Linked DNA regions of Homo sapiens: all the other regions are linked to region 1. Evidence: chromatin loops called from intact Hi-C (ENCODE). Cell type or tissue: CD14-positive monocyte. All regions are shown on one strand. Region 1 has its middle 8.3 kb from the start of ATG16L1. Region 2 overlaps INPP5D (inositol polyphosphate-5-phosphatase D). Region 3 overlaps INPP5D (inositol polyphosphate-5-phosphatase D).

Evidence for each region. Hi-C counts contacts between places; a loop is a spot of excess contacts. Peaks named below come from ENCODE experiments on the same cell type or tissue, not always from the same donor. Only the 100,000 strongest peaks of a DNase experiment are listed, where the experiment ranks them.
Region 2: a loop joins it to region 1, with 2.7 times the contacts of the local background. A loop is called at or near these places in 43 of 110 quality-filtered maps.
Region 3: it touches region 1 in a loop (4-fold over the local background); 15 of 110 quality-filtered maps call a loop at or near these places.

Annotation. Positions count from the first base shown.
Region 1 is chr2:233,239,361-233,247,360 of GRCh38, reverse strand. No RefSeq gene overlaps it. Among named protein-coding and RNA genes, the nearest start is that of ATG16L1, 8.3 kb to the left of the region's middle. RefSeq lists an enhancer at 1-80 and a silencer at 4,372-4,566. In CD14-positive monocyte, no CTCF peak of the experiment used is centred here; DNase peaks (open chromatin) are centred at 2,350 and 4,620; H3K4me3 peaks cover 2,891 bases; H3K27ac peaks cover 4,163 bases.
Region 2 is chr2:233,095,505-233,103,504 of GRCh38, reverse strand. The region is part of intron 2 of INPP5D (inositol polyphosphate-5-phosphatase D); the gene reads right to left. Among named protein-coding and RNA genes, the nearest start is that of INPP5D, 39 kb to the right of the region's middle. In CD14-positive monocyte, CTCF peaks have their summits at 4,450 and 4,651 (motif pointing left); a DNase peak (open chromatin) is centred at 2,574; H3K27ac peaks cover 3,563 bases.
Region 3 is chr2:233,072,561-233,080,560 of GRCh38, reverse strand. It overlaps INPP5D (inositol polyphosphate-5-phosphatase D), which reads right to left. Exons shown (of 27, transcript NM_001017915.3): 2 at 1,163-1,226. Among named protein-coding and RNA genes, the nearest start is that of INPP5D, 16 kb to the right of the region's middle. RefSeq lists an enhancer at 6,571-7,276. In CD14-positive monocyte, no CTCF peak of the experiment used is centred here; DNase peaks (open chromatin) are centred at 4,370 and 4,729; H3K4me3 peaks cover 2,916 bases; H3K27ac peaks cover 6,335 bases.

The DNA.
Region 1 (8,000 bases):
ATTTCCTTTACCTTCCACTCAGCAGGTTAAAAAAACAGTGCAATTCCAGTGTGGGTTGGGCATAGGGATGGGCATCCTGACTTCAAAGAATTCACTCTAGGAAGGGAGATTGGAACACGTATCAGTTATGGGTGCAAGGAACATAAAGTACAAAGAGCCGGCCTGATGGCAGTACCAAAGGGATTCAATTATCTTCTGTTGGTTTTTCTCTAGCTTTTATTCTTAAAATCTCATTTCCTATTATTCTTTTAAAAAATTATCTTAGTCTTTCTTTATTTCCACTCCTTTTCAGCTCTTCCCAAAATTATATTACTCAAAGTGAAAATAAACTAAGTTAACTGTGTTACTGTGTTAACTGCTGTATAAACCCGATAGCTGCTAGAGTAAACCAAAGGATAGTCAAGAAACCAACTAACACAGGTTTCCAGACACACCACTGAGCCTTCCAAACCTTATTTATTTATTTATTTATTTATTTTTATTTTTTGAGATAAGGTCTCACTCTGTCACCCAGGCTGGAGTGCAGTGGCATCATCTTGGCTCACTGCAACCTTCGTCTCCTGGGTTCAAGCAATTCTCATGCCTCAGCCTCCCGAGTAGCCGGGATTACAGGCATCTGCCACCATGCCCAGCTAATTTTTTGTATTTTCAGTAGAGACAGGGTTTCACTATGTTGGCCAGGCTGGTCTCGAACTCCTGACCTCAAGGGACCCGCCCATCTCGGCCTCCCAAAGTGCTGGGATTACAGGCGTGAACCACTGTGCCGGGTCCAAACCTCATTTCTTAATATGATAATAACAATGCCCCCTTATAGGCATATGTTACTTGGCTCTTTTGCTCCTTGTTTTTCTTTGTTTTTTTTTTTAGGGTCGTTGCTTTTGTGTATACACATATATGCACACGGCAGGAAATTTTCATTATAAAGAATCTCTGTGTACATAGATTAAACCACATGCAGGTCATGTCCTTCACTCCGTATATATGTTGACACTCAGATTTCATATTATTTTATTTCATTTTTTGAGACAGGGTCTTGATCTGTCACCCAGGCTGGAGTGCAGTGGCGCGATCACGGCTCACTGCAGCCTCAAACTCTCAGGCTCAAGCGATCCTCCCACCTCAGCCTCTCAAATAGCTGGGACTAATTTTTGTTTTGTTTTGTTTTGTTTTTTTGTAGAGACCGGGTCTTACTAAGTTGCCCAGGCTGGCCTCAAACTCCTGGGCTCAAGTAATCCTCCTGCCTCAGCTTCCCAAAGTGCTAGGATTACAGGCATGAGCCACCTTGCCTGGCAGATTTCATATTATTTATTTATTTTTTATTTTGTTATTTTTTTAGATGGAGTCTTAGTCTGTTGCCCAGACTGGAGTGCAGTGACTCGATCTCAGCTCACTGCAACCCTCTGCCTCCCAGGTTCAAGCAATTCTCCTGCCTCAGCCTCCTGAGTAGCTGGGACTACAGGTGCCTGCCACCAGGCCTGGCTAATTTTTGTATTTTTAGTAGAAACGGGGTTTTACCATGTTGGCCAGGCTGGTCTAGAACTCCTGGCCTCAAGTGATCCACCCGCCTCGGCCTCCCAAAGTGCTGGAATTACAGGTGTGAGCCACCATGCCTGGCCAAATTTCATACTTTTAAAATGATGTCTGAGGAAGTGTTATTATCCTTATACTACAGTACAAGCATTTTAGTAACATTTCAACTTTCTTGGAGATCTTTATCTCCTCTGCATATTGGCAGCCGGTGTCTGGAATGCCGGCCAGAGGATTCAACATGACACCTCTAGCAAGCTGGGAATGTGATCCGTGGTGGAGGTGGGGAGGCTATCTTCCTTGGTTTGTTTCTTTGATCTTTAAAGAGATGATAAAATTTCTCCTAGGCACTACTGCAATCTCCCACTACAAATAATAGTTAATGTTATGGAGTGATTTTTACATGTCAGGCACTGTGTTACGTGGATCAACTTATTTAATTCTCACAACACGATAATGTAGGTATATTAATATTTCCTTTTTGGAGATGAAGAAATAGACATATAGAAGTTAAATAACTTGGCCAGGCATGGTGGCTCATGCCTGTAATCCCAGCATTTTGGGAGGGTGAGGCGGGCAGATCACCTGAGGTCAGGAGTTCAAGACCAGCCTGGCCAACGTGGTGAAACCCCGTCTCTACTAATAATACAAAAAAATTAGCCGGGCATGATAGCAGACGCCTGTAATCCCAGCTACTCAGGAGGCTGAGGCAGGAGAATCACTTGAACCTGGGAGGCAAAGTTTGCAGTGAGTCAAGATTGTGTCATTGCACTCCAGCCTGGGAGACAAGAGTGAAATTCCATCCAAAAAAAAAAAGTAACTTGTCTGGTGTCACAAGTTAGGAAGAAGCAGAGCAACGTGTCTGGTGTCACAAGTTAGGAAGAAGCAGAACTAAGATACAGTCAAGGAAGCCTGGTGCCAGAACTCACCTGCTTCACCATGCTACTGGCTGTGTGTCAGGCTATGAGGGCTGAGACTGTTTTAGGTTGAGATTGTGTATCAGTTAGAATGTTTTTGATAGCAAGCAAAAGAAGTGCAATATGAGCTACCTTAAGGGAAAAAGGGGGGTTATTGTCTGGATTCAGTGTGCTGCAGAGACTGGCAGCAGAGATGTGGCTGGATCCCAGGAATCACTGCAACCAGGATGCAGATCAGCCAGCGTGCTCAGCCCTTTGCATCCGCTTCTCCATGGCTTGCTGCTTCCTTCTTCTCTTGTCTTGTGGCCCAGCCATTTGTGTTTCGCGGTTCTCCCATCCTCGAGGTAAAGAAATAGCTCCTCTGAAAGCTCCTCAGTACACACAAGCAGCCAAACAGAGCTGGCGCCTCTGAGCTCCAGTTCTCAATTCCTGGGAGAAGACTCTGATGGACCAGCAGGTGCCCGTATCTAAGAATCCTTGTGGCAAAGGGGCAGGCCAGTCTTCCAGGACAGCTTCCTTTGGATGGAGGGGAAGGGGCAGCTCCCAGAAGGGACAGGCAGAACACATCTTCTGTTTGGCCTGGCTAGCTCGCTCTTTCTTTCTCTCTCTTTCTCAATCTCCCTCTCCCTCCCTCCCTCCCCGCTCCTTCCTTCCTTCCTTCTTTCTCTTTCTTTCTTTTCTTTTCTTTTTTTTTTTTTTTTTGAGACAGAGTCTCGCTCTGTTGCCCAGGCTGTCGCCAGTGCGGTGGTGAGATCTTGGCTCACTGCAGCCTCCACCTCCCGGGTTCAAGCGATTCTTATGCCTCGGCCTTCTGAGTAGCTGGAATTACTGGCATGCGTGCCACCTGACTGGCTAATTTTGGTATTTTTAGTGGAGACAAGGTTTCACCATGTTGGCCAGACTGGTTTCAAACTCCTAACCTAAAGTGATCCACCCGCCTTGGCCTCCCAAAGTGCTAGGATTACAGGCATGAGCCACCGGGCCCAGCCTTCCACCTTTCTTTTGGTAACAGATTATACCCTCCTGCTAGTTAATGGTATTTCTCCATCCCTTCCTGCAACAAATTGGCCCCAGGGGTAGGCATAGGAACGCTTCTCAGTCACCATCCTCCACAGGAATTTTTAAAGTGGATCCAGGGGAGAGGGTCCCTTTTCTTCTTTGGTTGTGAAGTCTAAGGATCTAGATCTAGATCTGCTAGTGGCTGTGTCCCCTGTCTCATGAAAAGGCCAGTCTGAAAACAATGGAACAATCCTACAGAGAGAAGTAGAGATGAGAAGCCAGGAGCCCTGATGGAGTTAGAGTCCCTGGTTCCAGCCAGTCCTGCAACTAGCCCAGCCCTATTCTCCCCACCAGGACTTGAGCCAACACAGTCCCGCAGGTCACTTAAGCTAGTTTACACTGAGCTATTATCTTCACTCGCCACCCAAGACTAATACAAGCAGGCAAGCCTAAGAAAAGACCAGGGCTGCGCAGACAAAATGACAGTCACTAAGTCAAGCTTTTCCACTTTAAGATATTGACAAGGGGGAGTCAACCGGCTGCTCTGCCCTCCATGCAGTTTTTGTGTTTACCAGCAATCCATGTCCAAGCTTCTTGGGAAAAGTTTCTGGATCTGAGATCTCATGAACTTCTGAGTAAGTTAAGCTCTGCTCTAAATAATAGTATCTGCAGGTGGGAGAAATTTCGAATTAAAAAAATCATAACCCCCAAAAAAATCATAGCCCCCCCCCAAAAAATCATAACTCCAAAATTACAATTAGAAATATTAGAATAGGCAGGGCATGGTGGCTCATGCTTGTAATCCCAGCATTTTGGGAGGCCGGGGCAGGCGATCACTTGAGGTCAGGAGTTCAAGACCAGCGTGGCCAACATGGCGAAACCCTGTCTCTACTAAAAATACAAAAATTAGCTGGGCATGGTGGTGGGTGCCTGTAATCCCAGCTACTTGGGAGGCTGAGGCAGGAGAATTGCTTGAACCCGGGAGGCGGAGGTTGCAGTGAGCCGATATTGCACCACTGCACTCCAGCCTGGGTGACAGAGCAAGACTCTGTCTAAAAAAAATAAATAAATAAAAAATTAGAATAAACCTAGAATATTAGAAAATACTGCTGTTGTCATAGAACTATTTCCTCTTTTCCCCCTAAACAGAAAGTGAAGGGACACCATTTCAAAACGCACTGTTCCAATGACTCACGAGATATGAATAGCTCTGCAGCATATCTAACCACTACTGCGTTCTCGTACAGCAGAACCAGACAGTATGCAGCAGTGGAATCTGATTTTGATTCAATCAATAAATAAATATCGTATGCCATGAGATATGGGTCTTTGCTTTAGTATCAAGTTGACATTTTGTCTTTATAAGGGCCAAAAATGGGAACACCGATTTGTCTAACTTTCTAACTTGCTCTGCAAATCTGAACGCCCAGGCACTTTGCCTTTGAGAGGCTGGTCCCCAAATCAGGAGAAGCCACCCAGGGACACAGCTTCCTGCAGAGATGGGGCTCCAGGACTGGCACCTCTGCGTGGCACGTGACATTCCACGCACTCCGGCTTTTTGTCTCCGAGCCTCTTCTTTTCAATAAGGAAATATTTCGATCCCAAAGTGCACACTGGACCTCAGTTTCTATGAAGCTTCCCCACAGCTAAAATTTCCTCAGAAATCCTTGCATATCTCCCTTCATTTTGTCAAATTGTCTGCATGGATAAATGGCTTCTCCAAACACCAGGGAGACCCCAGAGCATGGGGTTCTCCTGGAAGTGTGGGACAGTCCAGTCCAGGGCAGAACGGTCTAGCCTGTGAAGCACAGGAAGGACCTTGGAAAATGTTCAGTTGTCCTTTGCTTCAGGCTTAAGAGATCTGGCCCAGCCCTTACAGAGTCCACATTGAGGTGGAGATTCAGGAGTGGCTTCCATGGTCTTTTCAACTTACCCCTGAGCTTTCCCTAGGGCCTGGATCTGCCCAGACCATGGAGGTACATTCCTTAATCACACCCTGGTGGGCGGAGTAGGCCACACCCTCTCCCTTACACAGTCTCTCCCTCCCCACCTGTTTTATTTTCTTTTCTTCTTTTTCTTTTTTTTTTGAGATAGTTTCGTTCTGTCACCCAGGCTGGAGTGCAGTGGCATGACCTTGGCTCACTGCAACCTCCACCTTCCGGGTTCAAGTGATTCTTATGCCTCAGCCTCCTGAGTAGCTAGGATTACAGGCGTGTGCCACCATGCCCGGATGATTTTTTTTTTTTTTTAATCTGTAGTAGACACAGGGTTTTGCCATGTTGACCAGGGTGTTCTTGAACTCCTGGCCTCAAGTGATCTACTTGCCTTGGCCTCCCAAAATGCTGGGATTACAGGCATGAGCCGCCACGCTTGGCCTTCTTTACTTCTTCTTCTTCTTTTTTTTTTTTTTAAGACAGAGTTTTGCTCTTGTTGCCCAGGCTGGAGTGCAATGGCATGATCTCAGCTCACTGCAACCTCTGCCTCCTGGGTTCAAGTGATTCTCCTGCCTCAGCCTCCCAAGTAGCTGGGATTACAGGCATGCGCCACCATGCCCGGCTAATTTTGTATTTTTAGTAGAGACAGGGTTTCTCCATGTTGGTCAGGCTGGTCTTGAACTCCTGAGCTCAGGTGATCTGCCTGCCTCGGTCTCCCAAAGTGCTGGGATTACAGGTATGAGCTACCATGCCCAGACTTCTTTACTTCTTTTTATCTCTCTTCCCTCAAGGTCCCATCTCCTTGGTGACCAACATGATCCCCACCCCGATTAAGGTTTCTCAGTTAAAGGTGTGTGTATTGGAGGCAAGAGGAAGTGACCTTTGTGGTTTGGTCAGGAAGTGGGGTACTGGGGAAGTATCTAAAAGGCAATAAGCACTTTGATTCTTGCTAGTGACTCTCCTTTGCCTTATTAAGCTGTAAGAATATTTTTCTCCTTACAAGTCTTGACTTCTCTTACAGAAGCCCAGCACCCACCTCACACCCATTACCTTAATCTTAAAAGTTACCATCTTTTAAGCTTAAGGTAAACTCATCCTCTCACTCAAGCAAGAATTAAATTAAGTTACAATCTGCAGATTTGCGAACCTGAGCATCAGTGGATAATTATAATGATAATTTACAGTGGGGATTAGAGGGACAAGCAGCCTTAAGTCAGCATCTTGTGTCAGCAGTATTTACTCCTTGACATTTTAAACCAGGGATCAGCGAAATATGGCCCGCAGGCCAAATTCAGACAGCCATCTACTGTACAGCCCTCTGTGCATAGGAGAGCTAAGGGGTGGCTGAGGTGGGATCATTTGAGCCCAGGAGCTTGAGGCTGCAGTGAGTTGTGATAACACCACTGCACTCCAGCCTGAGTGATATATATATCTATATATATATAGATACATATCTATCTATATATATATGATATATCTCTATATATATCATACATATCTATATATCTATATATATCATATATATGCACATATATATCACTCATATATATGTACACACATATATATTACTCATATATATCATATATGTATGTGTGTATATATATGAGTGATATATATGTATATATATACACACACATATATGTATGTATGTGTATATATGTATACACATACACACACATATATATAGAGAGAGAGAGACGTGGTCTTGGCTTATTTCAGATAACAGAGAGTCCCAAAGTAGGGTGGGCTTCAGGGTTGGCTGTGGATGGGCTACACTGTGGCATCCAGGGCCCTGGGTCTTTCCACCTGTCTGCTCTGCCCTTCTTAGGGATGGTGTCATCCTCAGGCTGATGGAAAATGCCCAGGGCAGCTCCAGAAAACTTATTCAAATCCGAGCATGACCTGAGGAAGAAGACTCTCTCTTAGGAATGTGAAAACTTCCCCAGAAGCCCAGCAGACATCCCCCTTATATCTCATTGACCAAAACAGGGTCACATGCTCATTCTTGGCAAGGGGAAGGCATCACCTTTAGACCCATCTTGTTCACCCTCAGGCTGGAGGGTGAGGCTGGCTGCCCCAGAGGCCTGTGGCTGAGTGGGAAAGGGGTATCCATGGTAGTTCCTCTCCAAAGCTCCCCTTACTCCCAGTCTGCCACACCATGCCTCCTGGTAATCCCTGGACTGAGTCTGGGCTGCTTCTATGTAACTAATAAAATGCGGAGGAAGCGTCTTTGCACAAGGTTCAAAACTGGGTTACAAGAAGCCTTGCAGCTCCTTCTCAGTCTCTTGGAATGCTTGCTCTGTGATAAACCAGCCAGCATCTACAGAGCCCGACTGCAGGGAGGCCACCATGCTGTGAGGAAGCCCAAGATAGTCATGTGGAGAGGCTGTGTGGAGAGCCAGCAAGTGAGTGAGAGAGAGAGAGAGAGCAAGAAGAGAGAGAAAGACACACACACACACACACACACACACACACACACACACACGACACGGGATGGGGGGAGGGAGAGAAAGAGAGAGAGTTACCGAGATACCGAGATACTGAGCCAGTTTCCACTGTTCTGGACTCGTGAATGAAGAGGCCACCCGGGATGTCCAGCTCAGTGGAGGCTTCTGATGACCCC
Region 2 (8,000 bases), 140 kb after region 1:
TCTGGTGCCTTTGACATGAGGCAAGCCTGCCTTGAGCTCCATTCCAAGGGCCTAGTTACTGGTGCAAAGCCCTCCCGTCTCTCTCAACATCTGTGCTGGATAGAGAAACCCAGGAACATAGACCAGGACAGCCATTGTGGAGAATAATCAGGTACAATTTAGGCAAATTAAATATGAGCATATGCTATGACCCAGCAACTTCACTCCTGGGCATATACCCCAGGGCTCACTTTGACAACCCACCTATATGGGTTGTCATTCTTTGTGCAGCAGAGATTTGCAGGGAACCTGGATGCCCATCACTGGGACAGTGGACAAGTAGTGTGGTCAAGGCATACATGGGGTGTTTTGCAGCAGCCAGAAGCAAGAGCTTGCTGTGCACGCAGCAGCATGGAAGATCCTTTGGTGAAAAGGGGGAACACAGAATGAAAGCTATGATATGACTTCAGTCAATTTAAAATGCATGCACCCAAGACAACAATAGTGTTTTGTAAGAACATATTCAAATAAAAAGACACCCATTCAAATGGTTTCCTAGGAAGGGGAGTGTTATACAAAGTGCAATATGGGGACAGAAGGGATTAAAACAGTTTGTAAAGTCATGGCTTTGTAGTGAGAAGGCGCTGTGGTTTTTTGGTTGTTTTTTTTTTTTTTTGAGACGGAGTCTTGCTCTGTCGCCCAGGCTGGAGTGCAGTGGCGTGATCTGGGCTCACTGCAAGCTCCGCTTCCCGGGTTCATGCCATTCTCCTGCCTCAGCCTCCCGAGTAGCTGGGACTACAGGCGCCCGCCACCACGTCCAGCTAATTTTTTTTGCATTTTTAGTAGAGACGGGGTTTCACTGTGTTAGCCAGGATGGTCTCGATCTCCTGACCTTGTGATCTGCCCGCCTCGGCCTCTCAAAGTGCTGGGATTACAGGCGTGAGCCACCGAGGCGCTGTGGTTTTGATCACATAGCCTGACTATGAAAGACCGGTTCTTAGCTCTGCTGTGGCTTCTCTGATTTGAGCTGAATTAATTGCCAAAACATTCTGTGCCTCAGTTTCTTCCTCTCATTCTGGCCCATGGGGAAAATCACGAAATGTGAAACTTGGTGTGAGTGAAGCAGGCGAGGTGTGGGACACTAGGGAGAGGCGGGGACTGGGGCCCATGGGGGAAACACCCCTTCAAAGGCAGCAGCTTCCAGTTAGCTCCAGTTACAGCATCATGGGGTAACACAGGCCTTGGGTGCTAGAATTTTAAATTTTTCAGAAGGTAAAAGTCCAGATTCCTAGATGAAATCTCCGATTTTTTAATGTTTGTGACTAAGTTTTAAAACACCATGTCAGCTACGAATGTCAATCTTAGCTCCACGACCAACTGGTTGTGCGATCTAGAGTACAGTATCTAACTCTCTGAGACCAAACCAGTTTCCTTGGCCGTGAATGAAGATTTCAAGACCTACTTGCCCAAGTGGTTTAACGAACTAACAGAGCCCGGGGCGTGGCTCCCAGTCAGTGAGAGCCACGGTCATCATGCAGCACCTGCTCTGCTAACTGTGCTAATGGACCAGCAACTCCCATTTCTCAGATAAATAAACTGAAGCTCAGAAGAATGGGCAGTTTGACCCTGATCACACAGTCAAGGAAGCAGACCAGGCAGGTAGAAAAAACATCCTTCCCAAACCTGATCACAAGGAAGAGGTAAAACTGATTAACTTATAAATAAGTTAATATAATATAATGTAATTATAAATATAATATAAATAAATATAATTTATAATAAATAAATATATTTATATTATATATAATATATATTATTTATATAATATGCAATTACTACTTATATAATATGTAATATATAATATCTATTATATGTTATATATTTAATAATAATATAATATATAATTATATATTATAATTATTTAATAATTAATTGATTTTAATAATGTTATATGACATATATGTCATTATTAATTATAATATAATATATGATATATCATTATTAATTTATAAAATAACTTATAAATAAGAGTTTGGGGATTAAAAGAGCTCTAAATAAAAAGAAGTGATTATTAATCTGTCTGACTCCTAACAGGTGTGACAGGAGTCTCTAATAAAGACGTCTACAGTCCTAGAGGCAGGCAGACCTCGCCAGGACTTGGCAGATGTGAGCTGATAACACACATGCCCATGGGGTGCTGGCACTGGCTCCTACAGGCTCAAATCCCAGTTTTCCAGGAACCCCAAGAGCTGGTTGTGAATGCAGCCACTCTGGTGGGAGCTGTGGTTAGAGTGTCTCCACGGTAGAAATAGGCAAACACTACAAATCACGGGCTTGTTTTCTTCCCTGGAGAACTGGTTGTCCAAGGTTTACCATGGCATGTGGTCCAGTGACATTGACCCTTTTGGCAAAATCATCCCTTCAGTCCCCAGAGACCAGACCTCCTGATACACCCGCCTTCCCTTCTGCATGGCCCCCATCTCCAGAAAGCAAGTTTGGATCAGGAAGAAATGCAGTTAGCACAAGATGGTGAATGACTCGTTGGGGGCACACGGAGGGGATTACCGTTCAGTGAGGAACACTGAAAGATGGCAAAGGGCCAGACCACGACAGGAAGCTTCCGCCTTCTTTGAGGGGTAGGTGAGATTGTCTGAAACCAAGAAATGCCAGAAAGGGACAGTAACAGTGTTCTGGGTGGCAAGTGCAGTGACAAAAGTGAGCCCTCCAGCTCCCCAGTGGGGCCCACCCTGCCCTCTGGGGAAAGGAGGCTCTAACAGGAGCAGACAGGTCACACCTGCAAAGGAACTGAAAGTCACTGCTCTGAGGAACTGGGACCAAACCCCAAGGCAGAAAACAGGCTGTGACGACCCCAGCTTCCGTAGAACCAAGCCTCATCCCAGGGAAGAGAGAGAGCTCTGGGTGAGCGAGCTCAACCGGGGGTGCCCATGAGTCCATGGGGGATGCTGAGAGGAGAGAGCCAGGACACCTGAGGGCAGGCCAGGGGGAATTCTGATTGTCACCGGGAGTAACGTGGGCTGTTTTGGAGTTTACAGTGTAGTGAGCTTGACGTCCACCCCAGGCAAGAGGCTAGATGAGATTACTAACAGCATGATCTGTGAGGAGAGGCAAAGCAGGTGCTGGGCCTGGGAACCAGCAGGAGGTCACTGGGAACACACCAAGTCAACTAAACCTGTTTACCAGTGTGTGGTTGCTGGCCTCACAAGTTGGGTAATTAGTTGCGTCTGATGAATATCATAGCTCAGTGGCCTACAGCAGTCAGGCGGGTGATGTAAATGAGTGGAACAGGCTGCGAGTGAGGCGACAGGGCGAGGTGGGGATGGTGACACATCAAAGAGAACTGCCCCATTGAAAGGGAATGCTTCCACTCTGATATGGTTTGACTGTGTCCCCACCCAAATCTCATCTTGAATTGTAACTCCCACAATTCCCACGTGTCGTGGGAGGAACCCGGTGGGAGGTGATTGAATTATGGCGGCTCTGTTCTCGTGATAGTGAATGGGTCTCATGAGATCTGATGGCTTTAGAAATGGGAGTTTGACTGCACAAGCTCATTCTTCTCTTGTCTGCCACATGAGATGTGCCCTTCACCTTCCGCCATGATTGTAAGGCCTCCCCAGCCACGTGGAACTGTGAGTCCATTAAACCTCTTTCTTTTGTAAGTTGCCCAGTCTTAGGTATGTCTTTATCAGCTGCGTGAAAACAGACTAATACACGCCCCACCCCAGCTACATCACTGTGGAATAATCAAGGGTATCAGATCTTCAGATTTTTCAAGGAAAGCTGAAAATCCAGATTATTATGTAGAAATCTCTGAATTTTTAAAAATGCTTGTAACTGGTTCATAATTTTTAAAAATATGGGTTGGGTGAACAGAACACTAAATCCAACATAGGGGCCACCAGATTGTGATCTTTAATCTGATATCTATAGGTTTCCATAAAGCATTTTATGGGGTTCATTTGTGATTTTGTTGTTGTTGAAGAGCACAGGGAGAGAGATGGGCCTGGCTGAGGCCACACCAGTGTCAGTCCAGACATAGGCGTCTGTGCTGTTGGTTCCTCCTTTCATTCACATCAGCAATTCAGATAAGGATCCAGGAGGCAGGCCTTCCAATGTGGGGCTGCCATCCAGCTAGGAGGATGGCACACATGCCAGGTGCTAGAGCCAGGATGAAGCTGACCTCAATGGTCTGGAGTAACGGGCTGGTGTAGCCATGGGAAGTTTAGGACAAAACAATCTAAAGTTCCAAGTCTCGGCTGGGCACGGTGGCTCACACGTGTGATCCCAGCACTTTGGGAGGCCAAGGTGGGTGAATCACCTGAGGTCAGGAGTTCGAGACCAGCCTGGCCAACATAGCAAAACCTCGCCTCTACTATAAATACAAAAATTAGCCAGACATGGTGACGCACACTTATAATCCCAACTACTCCGGAGGCTGAGGCAGAAGAATTGCTTGAACAAGGAGGCGGACGTTGCAGTGAGCCAAGATCGCACCACTGCCCTCCAGCCTGGACGACAGAGTGAGACTCTGTCTCAAAAATAAATAAATAAATAAATAAATAAATAAAAATAAAGTTCCAAATCTAGCTTAGCAGGAGCACATGTGAAAAAGACGATGGCATTTTAGTCGATGGCAAATACATTGTGAAGCTGGATCGCTGAATGGGCGCCCCCTGGTGCCACTGTCTGTGAGACTGCACTCGTGGAGGGGCGCCCGGTGGGAGGGTCAGTCCACTCTGCAGGCCTTGGGTTCTGAGACCCCCATTAGGAAGGACAGGCACCAGGTTGAGTGTGTCATGGGAGGTGGATCTGGGATGGCCTGGGGTTAAGAGGGGCGTGCGGAATGGCTGAAGTAACCCAGAGGGTTTGGCCTGAAGAAACCTCAAGAGAGACCTGCCTGGTTTTTCAAACAGTTGAGGCTTCCATGTATCTCCTGAGGGGAGAACCGGGATCCAGGAGTGGATTTTATAGGAGGCCGATTTCTGCTCTATTCAAGGAACACGTTAAAGAAGACCAGAACTATCTAGAGATATACAGGTTGTGGCCTGAGAGTTTCCTGGTGTCTGGCCCTGACCACGCCTCCAGCACCACGTCTCACCAAAGAGGAGCCTCGCAGTGGGTTGAGCTGGCTCAGAAGACCCTGTGGCTCACCACTGGCTAAGTTTTCCAGCTCCTATCCACGGTGCTGGTCCCATTTGGGCACCATTCGGTGAGTGCCCATCTCCCAGCACTCCTGTTGCACTCCTTGTCTTTGACTTGCATCCTCCTCCTGGAGCAGAAACATCCTTGGAAATCGGAAGTGAGACAACCAAGGCCGGGTGCAGTGGCTCATCCCTGTGATCCCAGCACTTTGGGAGGCTGAGGCAGGTGGATCACTTAAGGTCACGAGTTCGAAATCAGCCTGGCCAACATGGTGAAACCCTGTATTTTAAATCTACTTAAAATACAAAATTTAGCCAGGCATGGTGGCGCATGCCTGTCATCCCAGCTACTCAGGAGGCTGAGGTGGGAGAATTGCTCGAACCTGGGAGGTGCAGGTTGCAGTGACCGAGATCGCGCCACTGCACTCCAGCCTAGGCGACAGAGTGAGACTCTGTCTCAAAAAAAAAAAAAGAAATGAGACAACCAAAAGCACCATGCCACTGATCTGCAGCATTGCACGGCGGGTCCCAGCCAGCACAAAACAGATCAGAACAACTCCCCTGTCCCTAAATGAGTTGCATTGGAAGGAACAGACTGTCTGCCATTATTTGCACAAAACAAGATCATTTACCTAGGGAAGCCAAAAGAATAAATTCAGAAACTATTAAAATGAATAAGAGAATTCAGACAGATATTTAAGAGTACCCTACCGAAACTATCACTTTCCTAGATACCCACAAAACCTAACCAGAAAATGTCATGATGGAAAAGGAAGATTCTGTTTGCAAAGGTAATTAAAGCTACATCACACTCAGTAACAGAGCAGGTTTAAGAACTATATGGAGAAAGCAGAAAAAAGATATAAAAGAAAAGCTGAATAAATGGAGAGAGAAACCATGATCTCAAATTGAAGGACTTGATGTTATAAGAACATAAGTTATTTATAAATTAACCTATTAATTACATGTAATTGCACAAAATTCTAACTGGGATTTTTTCAGAGAACTTGACAAGCTGATTTTAAAAATCACCTGGAAAAGAAAATGCATGGCAAGCAAGGACTAATGAGAATAATAAATGGGAACTTAGTCTGCCAGATAAGGAAACACACAAGAAAGCCACCTCGATTAAACCTATGCAGCTGGGTCAAGAGTAGATTAATCTATCAATGGAACAGGAGGAGGCGTTTCAAATCAGATTAGGACTATGGGGGAAATTAGCACATGATATAATGGCATTGTGAATCAATGGGAAAAGGATGGGCTATTTAATACGGTGTTGGCTATCCATTTGGACGGTGAAGTTATAGTCCCTATTTTATACCAAACATAAAAATAAATAAAGAGCTAAACATAAAAACACATTAAAAATTGTTAGAAGAAAATAGCATTTTCCCTAAATAAATAATATTGGGATGGGTGATTCACAAAACTCAGAATCCGTAAATGAAAACATTTGACTACCTAATGGTTTTAAACTTCCACATGACAAAACGCACCATAAACAATGTTTAAAAACATTGCAGGCTGGAGAAAATATTTTCATATAACTTACCCCCAAAATTAATATACAAAACATATAAAGGGTTTTTAAAATCGGAAATATTTTTAAAAAGGAAAAAATGGAAAAAGAATATAAATAGGCAATTGACAGGAAAAGAAACACAAATGGTGAATGCATATATGAAAATAGGCTCAGTGTCATTTCTTTTGAGATGGGATCTCGCTCTGTCACCCAGGCTGGAGTGCAGTGGTGTGATCTCGGCTCGCTGCAACCTCCGCCTCCCAGGTTCAAGTGATTCTCCTGCCTCAGCCTCCTGAGTAGCTGGGGTTACAGGCATGCGCCACCACGCCTGGCTAATTTTTGTATTTTTAGTAGAGTTGGCATTTCACCATGTTGGCCAGGCTGGTCTCGAACTTCTGACCTCTGGTGATCCGCCCAGCTCTGCCTTCCAAAGTGCTGGGATTATAGGCATGAACCACCACGCCTGGGTCATTAGTGTCATTTCTAATGAGAGAAATGCAAAATAAAATATTGCGATCACATATTTCACTCATTGTCTGCTGAAAATTACAGGCACTGGTAATGTCCAGAATTGAGATGTGTGAGCATCATGAGGACCAAGAGACACTGGGTGAGAAGGTCACTCGGAAGAGCCCCGGGCAAAGCAGTTTGGCAGTATTTTACAATCATATACGCATTCCTTCAACCCAGTAATAGTTTTTCTTGGAGAAAGCTTGTATGCACAGTCACAAGCAAGCCTTGCTTATTGTAGCATCTGTCTTTTGTAGTGAGAACAACAAAAAAGAAAATCATCTATGTATCCATCCATTATCGTTCAACTGTTAAAAAGCACAAAAGATGCATGAATGAACTTGGATCCATCTCACGGACAGATTGCTAAGGGAAGAAAGCAAATCGCAGAACAGTGTATACGGTATTATCCTATTTACAAAAACAAATATAAATATATAAAACATTTGAAAACAGTATCTGAGAAACTGTCAACAGTGGGACTAGGGTGGGGGATTTGCAGGACATTAGGGTTACCAATAGGAGAAGGGGATCTCTATTTCCTATGTATTTCCTTTGGTACTGTTTTAATTTTTTTTTGACCAAGCTGAGATATAACTTTTAAATGTAAAAAAAAAATTATTTTAAAAGTTCTATCTCCATTTTGGGAAGCCAAGGTGGGAGGATTGCTTGAGCCCAGGAGTTGTTTTTTTTTTTTTTTTTTTTTTTTTTTTGAGACAGTTTCAATCTTGTTGCCTAGGCTGGAGTCCAGTGGCTCGGTTCACTGCGACCTCTGCCTCCCAGGTTCAGGCGATTCTCCTGCCTCAGCCTCCCAAGTAGCTGGG
Region 3 (8,000 bases), 170 kb after region 1:
CTTTGTCGACCCCGGCTACTCTGCTTGGGACGTGGATGCACTGCTGTGCCTCTTACTCTAGTCCCTGAGAACTGAGCATCTCTCTCTCTCTCTCTCTGTCACGTGCACACACACACACACACACACACACCCGGGATGTGGAAACTTTGTCTCCTTCCTTCTTGCCACCTCCATGTGCTCTTCATGTAGCCAGATAACAATAGCTTTCCTGGCTTCCACACACTCAGTTGTCACATTTTGTGGCGAAACAAAGGCTTTAGTAAACCGTGCTTAGGGTGGCCTTCCCGGGCTTGGACGGGTGCAGCTGATTTTTGTTTTTAAATTTAACTGCAGCCTGGCGGGGTGGCTCATGCCTATAATCCCAGAACTTTGGGAGGCCGAGGTGGGCAGATCATTCGCTGTCAGGAGTTTAAGACCAGCCTGGCCAACATGGAGAAACCCCATCTGTACCAAAAATACAAAAATCAGCCGGGCATGGTGGCGGGCACCTATAATCCCAGCTACTAGGGAGACTGAGGCAGGGGAATCACTTGAACCTGGGAGGTGGAGGTTGCAGGGAGCCGACATGGCGCCACTGCACTCCAGCCTGGGTGACAAGAGTGAAACTCTGTCTCAAAAATAAAAAATATTAAAAAATGAACTGCAAGTTTTGCACATTTTGACTTTGCTTGGTGAAATCAGATGCAGTGAGCACCAGCCTCGGACAGAACAGAGTTCTACAAATGGAAAGGCACTGTTTTGTGCTAGTCTCGCAGCCCCTCAGAAAACACGGTCTGTTCTCCTGTAAGTTCACCTCCCTTCTCTCCCTCCTGAGCCACTTCCTCTCTCTCCTTTGAGAGACTGAAGACAACAGTCGGCCAAGCCACAGCCCCTCCTTTCCCTTCATCTCTGGACAGTCTGCTTCACCTTCGTTTCCTCTTCACACCTATGGACCACAAATAGCCTGTGGCATGCAACTCCGTCATGTCACAGAGCAGGGTCACTTGGAGGGCCCCAGTTTACCAGCTAAGCCACCCCATGGACACCTGGGAGGAAGCCAGGCTCAGCCAGGCCTTCACGTCCGGCTACCTGCGCGTGCACTTCCTTCCTCATCGTTTACACCCTTTCTCTGCCAGTATCGGCTGAAGTCAGGTTCAGATTTCTAGGTTTATAAAGGACTCACCTGAACAGTGAATTTATCATCTTCATTGGGCAGAATTCTGTAAGTGTAAACGCAATTCCGATACCTGAAATAGATCAAAGACTTTATTAGAACCCATGCAGGAAGACCCGGTTTCCTCTTAACTGAAAAGACAAGACTTCCTGACACAGCTTGAGGAATCTGGACACAAAGTCTCCGAATTTCGGAGCTGACCGTTCTCTTAAGATGGAGGTGAGTCCTGACGTCCAGCAATCGTGGGCTGAGGCACTCTTATTCCCCCACTGCTTCTGCACTCAGGGAGCACCAGGAAAAGGTTGGGGGGGGTCATTTAGGTGGGGACCCGGCAGCTAAAGGATCTGATCTAAAGGAGTCTGCCACATGGAGGGGCTTTCTTAACCTCTCGGCTGCCAAGAAGATAGAGCAAGAGTGGGTGCTTGCAGGCCAGGCACGGTGGCTCACGCCTGTAATCCCAGCACTTTGGGAGGCTGAGATGGGTGGATCACAAGGTCAAGAGATTGAGACCATCCTGGCCAACATGGTGAAATCCCATCTCTACTAAAAATACAAAAATTAGCTGGGCGTGGTGGCGCACACCTGTAGTCCCAGCTACTTGGGAGGCTGAGGCAAAAGAATCACTTGAACCCAGGAGGCGGAGGTTGCAGTGAGCCGAGAATGTGCCACTTCACTCCAGCCTGGCGACAGAGTGAGACTCCGTCTCAAAACAAAACAAAACAAAACAAAAAAACAACAAAAAAGAGGGGGTGTTTGAAGAAGAAACACGACTCCAGTGGGCCCAAGCAGAGCGGCCCATGGTGAATGGAAAGCCAGGCCCAGCCACAGAGGGGCCACCTGTCAGGGGCAGGGATCACTCAGCACCTCGTTCCCGCTGAGCTCCCTGCCACCCCCAAATGGCTTCATCCTCTTGGACACTATGCCCCGTGGATTATCTCCCAGGGGTTGGCCACCAGCCTTGCCGAGACCTGGATTTGCCCCAGCAGCTGGAGAGCAAGTCTTGGGGTTGTTTCTAACAAGAAGGTCCTAGGAATCCCAGATTCTCTTCTCTTTCTAGAAGCTCTACCTTCCTTTGGCACAGTCATCTCTAATGTGAGGAGGAGAAGGTACTTTTCACTTTCCTAAAACCTGTGAGAGGAAAAGGGGGCTGTCAAGTGCTAGCACCTTGGGAGAGGGGCACACTGCGGTGGCCCTCAGCCTGCTGAAACCCTGGCAGCAGCTAACACCCATGGAATCCATCGGCTGCTGAGGCCAGAAGGCTGTCAGGAGATCGAGGGAAAGCTATTTGGATCTTAGGCTCTTACTTAAAGCTGCTGGTCTGTTCTCACCCACCATAATCTTGCCCCATTTTGCTACTTAAGATTCTCCTGAGCCCGGAAGGCTCACCTGGCCCGTAGAGCCCTGTAGACAGGACCAGCCTCTGTAATGAAGCCAGTGCCTCAGTGTAGAAGCTCCACACACTCACCCCCTCAGGTACAGGCACTCCACTGAGCATTTACATATGTTATTGGTATGTTTTGTTTAACTAGATTTTTTTTTTTTTTTTTTGAGACGGAGTCTCACTCTGTCACTCAGGCTGGAGTGCAGTGGCACGATCTCGGCTCACTGCAACCTCTGCCTCCCAGGTTCAAGCAATTCTCCTGCCTCAGCCTCTCAAGTAACTGGGATTACAAGCTCCTGCCATCACACTTGGCTAATTTTTGTATTTTTAGTAGAGAGAGTTTTTTTTTTTTTTTTTTTTTTTTTGAGACAGAGTTTTGCTCTTGTTGCCCAGGCTGGAGTGCAATGGCACGCAATCTTGGCTCACCGCAAACTCTGCCTCCCAGGTTCAAGCAATTATCCTGCCTCAGCCTCTCAAGTAGCTGGGATTACAGGCATGTGCCACCACACCCAGCTAATTTTGTATTTTTAGTAGAGATGGGGTTTCTCCATATTGGTCAGGCTGGTCTCGACTCCTGACCTCAGGTGATCCACCCACCTCGGCCTCCCAAAGTGCTGGGATTACAGGCATGAGCCACTGCACTTGACCCTGTTTAACTAGATTTTTTAAAATATATACTAACTTTAAAAAATGAAATCCATACAGAAAGATATAAAATAAAAAATAAACATCTCCTTCCCCACTCCCATGAGCCCCTCTTCTTAGATTTCCTATTCCTGTTTGTAAGTAAGTTCAGAAATTTTAAACATACCCACAAGATTATATATGCATATCTTTTTAGATGCCAATAATATCATACTATGTATACCGTTTTCTGAAATTTGTTTTTTTCACCAAAAAAGATCATAGAGGTCTTCTCAAGCCAAGTGAGAGATGGTTTATTACTATTTTCATCATGTTTCACCATGTGCTGTACACGTGTTGACGTTTATTAGTGATTGTAGGTAAATCACTAGAAGGTGACAGCTGGCTAAATGACCTGGAGATTTGCTATTTTGATAGAGACTACCAACTGTACCAACTGTCTTCCAATGAAGTTGTGGCCTTTTTTTTCTCCTACTAACCGGATATGAATGTGTCTATTTCCCCACACCCTGCCAACTGGCTGTTATCAGACCTTTTAATCTTTGCAAATCTGAGAGGTGAGAATGATAACTTGCTTTAATTTGCCTTTCTTTATGAGAAAAGTCCTTCAGCATGTTCCCATGTTTAGTTATCTGTATTTCTTTTTCTGTGAATTCCCTTTTGTGTCTTTGACTCGCTTATTTTGGTATCATTTTTTGCTTAGTTATGAATAAGACTCTGATATATGCTACAATATATTTTGGAGTTATTTTTAACAGGTTGTTTTTAAAGCTGTGTAGATGTTTTACAATTTTATGTGGCTAATTTTACAATATTTTATTTTATGGCTTTTGCATCATGGGTACTTAAAAAGAATTTTGAGTAATTTCACTTCCACATGTCTCTTCACTTCACATAGAAAAGGTGATTTTTCTGTCTTTCTTCCATGGCTTTAGTCCCCATCCTTCTGCTCCCTGTCCTACCTCCAGAGCCTGAATTGATACAATCGTCTTGCATCAGAGATAGCAAGGATGAATCTCTAGTCCAGTGACACTACATCTCCCAGGGACACCTCTGGGACACAGAGAACCACTGGCCTCAATCCCCTTTGCAGAGCCTGCCAGACAAATGTGGAGATAGCTCAACTCTGCTGTGCTCTTATTTTTCAATGCTCTCTTCCCTTGGCACTTCCTCCTGTAGGTATGCAAATGAGGTGAGGGGTGAGAACAGCCTCTTATTTGGCTGAGGGCAGCTGACTTGTGGAAGAGCTCCAGCCAGCCCAAACATCAGCCTGTAGACAGAGAGAAAGAACATAATCACGAAGGGAGAGTCAGAGGCAGGCGCACAGAACAGGAAAGGCTTTTTGGTTCAATCAAGTGTGGCAGACAAACCTTTATGGCTTTTTCAAAGATGTTCTAGAAACACTGAAACAAAGAAACAGCTCCATGTTACCAAAACAGATCAGAATTCAAAAGCTAGTATAACAGGAAGAAGATACTTCCCCCTTAGACAGTAACATCTCAGCAGATGTTAATGACCCTGCATAGCCAATGCACAGGGCTGGACATTCTGACCCCCAGGGCTGAATCAGTTTCAACCTTCAAGGGAAAACATACAGCACCACCCCACACACACCCCATCAGCCCCGCCACACACAAGTCGTTGGGTGAGCAGTAGTACCAAACTGTATTCCACGGGTGTGGAGGCTCTGCCAAGCGGTGGAGGAAGGTGCTCACTTGGCCTGCCACCCCACCAGCAGTTTGTACTTCACTCTGGTCCTATATACACACACACACACACACATATACATGTGCACACACAACATATGCATACATGTGTATACATGTAACATGCATGCATGCATGTGTGTATGTACACATGCACACACACACACACAATATCTTGCATGCAAAATGTTTAAAGCAAAGATTCTACAACTAAATAGTGTTTGGCAATTGCTGCCCTGGAACATAACCTGGAAAACATGCTCACTGCTCTTTAGGGGCAGTGGGTCCCGCCCAGCCCTTCCCCAGCTCTTTGTGGTGATTTGGTAACACCTTGTTACGCTAACACTGGCTCTCAGCTGAGACTCCTCCCAGTGACTGGATGACCTTTCAGAGTAATCAGATCAGGATTATTCCCATTGGAGATCTGGGTTAGGATAGCACTGGGCCCAACAGTACTTCCTTCTGCTAACAAATGAGATTTGTTCCATTCCCAAATGAAGGGGGGCTTACAGCAAATTTCCCATGTGACTCCCACAGGTGCTGGGTGATGACAGGTGCCCACCCTGTGCTGAGTGTGGAGGCAAAGAAGAGGCAGGAAGGTGCTTCTCAGTAGAAGAGCATTTCTGGACCAGGTCAACCCTGATGTAGTACGAGAAGTTCTACTCTAATATGGGAGGACAAGCCCGTGGAAGTAGGAAGAAACATCATCGTGTTTGATTCTTTCAGATAAATCTTAGCATTTCTGTGTGGCCATTCCTAGCCAAATGAACACTGACAGCCAGACCCAGGAACATCTTCACCATGGACAGACCCACAGAGAGACAGAGAATCCAACTATAAAATTCAAGAACCTCTTTGTGTTCCTATCTTGCTTTGCTGATCTGCTCCTGTAATTGCTTTTAAATCCTTTTGTGACTCTTGTTACGTATCATTTCTAATTTCTAATGTTTTTGTCTGTGTTTTTGCATTTTCTTAAGACTTGTGTTTCTGCAGATTTCTGGACAAGATGGGGTAGGAGAACGGGGGCTGGAAACCCTGCGTTCAAAAAAAAAACACAAAAAAAACTATTTGCACCAATGTAGAAGGACAAGAAAATGTGTGGCAACCTTGGGAAACAAACTGTTCACCATTCGCCACTCCAAACCTTGAAGAATCACAGCCAGAGAGAAAGCTAAAGTTGATGAATGAAAAGAGGCCATTTCTTGCTAACATGGACCCCTCCAGAAGGGAGAAAGCATTAACAGGTGGCTCAGCTGGCCAGGAGGTGAGAGATGGAGGTGAGGCTGGCCGAGTATTATTGGGAGCTGGCTGAGCACCCCCACAACAGCTTGAGGGTCCAGCGGGCTATTCCTCGTCTGACAGCTACTCAAAGACAAGACCCAGGTATGAGGCGCCCCCTCTCAACCCTTGGAGGGAGCCCATCCTCTGTGTGTCTCACCACACCCTCATCTCTGGCCCCACCACCGGCTGGATCTTGAATTGTCATCTCCCATCCAGTGCCAGTCGTTTTAACCCACTCCCATCTCTGAACAAATCTGATCCAATTGTTCTCGACAGTTCTTTGTCAGAAAAGAAAAATCACCTGACCTATGAAAACATGTCACCATCCAGAAAAGGGCATTTTCCTAAGGACTCCAGGGAGTTACTTCCATCTTAAATAGAATCACTGATAAAAATAAATTCTGGACAAGTCTGATTTGTGAACTCAGGAAGATTCGAGAGACCACTGCATATCAGAAATTGGAGGGATTGATTGTGAAAAATGAGCAAACTGAGATAAAGGAAACTGACCATTAGGGACAGCCGGGACGTTTAGAGTCAGAATTTAACACACGACAGAGGCAGGAAATAGCAGCTATGGATTGGAGAAAGTGAACGAGGAAAAAGACACACTCAAGAAAGTGGTACTAGAGGAAAAGACAAAGATTTAAAAAAGAGAGGGAAGAAGAGAAATACAGAAGCTGATCTCAGTCCTACAGATGCAACAGGGCTTCCTGAAAAGACAGAGATTTTTTTTTTTTTTTTTTTTTTTTTTGAGATTGAGTTTCGCTCTTGTCGCCCAGGCTGGAGTGCAATGGCTCGATCTCGGCTCACTGCAACCTCTGCCTCCCAGGTTCAAGCTGTTCTCCTGTCTCAGCCTCCGGAGTAGCTGGGATTACAGGCACCCGCCACCATGTTCGGCTAATGTTTGTACTTTTAGTAGAGATGGGGTTTCACCATGTTGGCCAGGCTGGTCTTGAACTCCTGACCTCAGGTGATCCGCCTGCTTCAGCCTCCCAAAGTGCTGGGATTACAGGCGTGAGCCACTGTGTCCGGTCCAGAGATCATTTTTTAGAATATAAAAACAAAAAGCAGAAGAGATTAACCAACCTAAGAGCCTGTCACTTGAAAAGTAGGAGATTAAATGGACAAACCTGTGACAAACAGAATCAAGGAAAGAAACAAATGCGAGTGAGCTGGACAGCCTCTCCCTGCCTCCCCTCCCCCAGCGAGACCCACTCTCTACCCTTTTCCACCTGCCCTGTGCAGCCAGCAAATCTCCGGGGGCTGCTTTACCCAGGTTTGGCTGAAGCGAGGCACCAGCAGGGTGAGTGAAGGGGGGATGGGCTGATTTGTTCCACTGACCCCACCCTGCCTGCTGCAGATTTGCAGGGACAGAACTCCACCTCTGGAGTCTCCTAGCTGCAGCCCTGCCAGGTTCTGGTGACACAGCTCTGGCCACTGCCTCTTCAGTTCAGGGGTGGGAATGGATCCTGAGGGTGCCAGCCACTGGCTGCCTTGCCATTCCTGTCTTTATCACTCCTGTTGAACATGCCATCTATTTCCTGCCAGGACCCTGGGCACCACAAACAGTTAGAAATGAGAAAATGAAGACAGCCACAATAAAAGAGAAAACTTACAGTTATACAAAACTATGCATGATTGTTTGCCAGAAATTTTGAAAATCTCAACAAATAGATTGTTCTCTGAAAATTACGTATAACTTAACAGAAGTGACATGGGAGGAAATAGAAAACAAGACCAATTCAACACTAAAGAATAAATTGAAGTAAATATTAAAGAATTATCTGTATAAATGGCATTGAGAAGAAGTGGCTTTACCAACTTTTTTTAA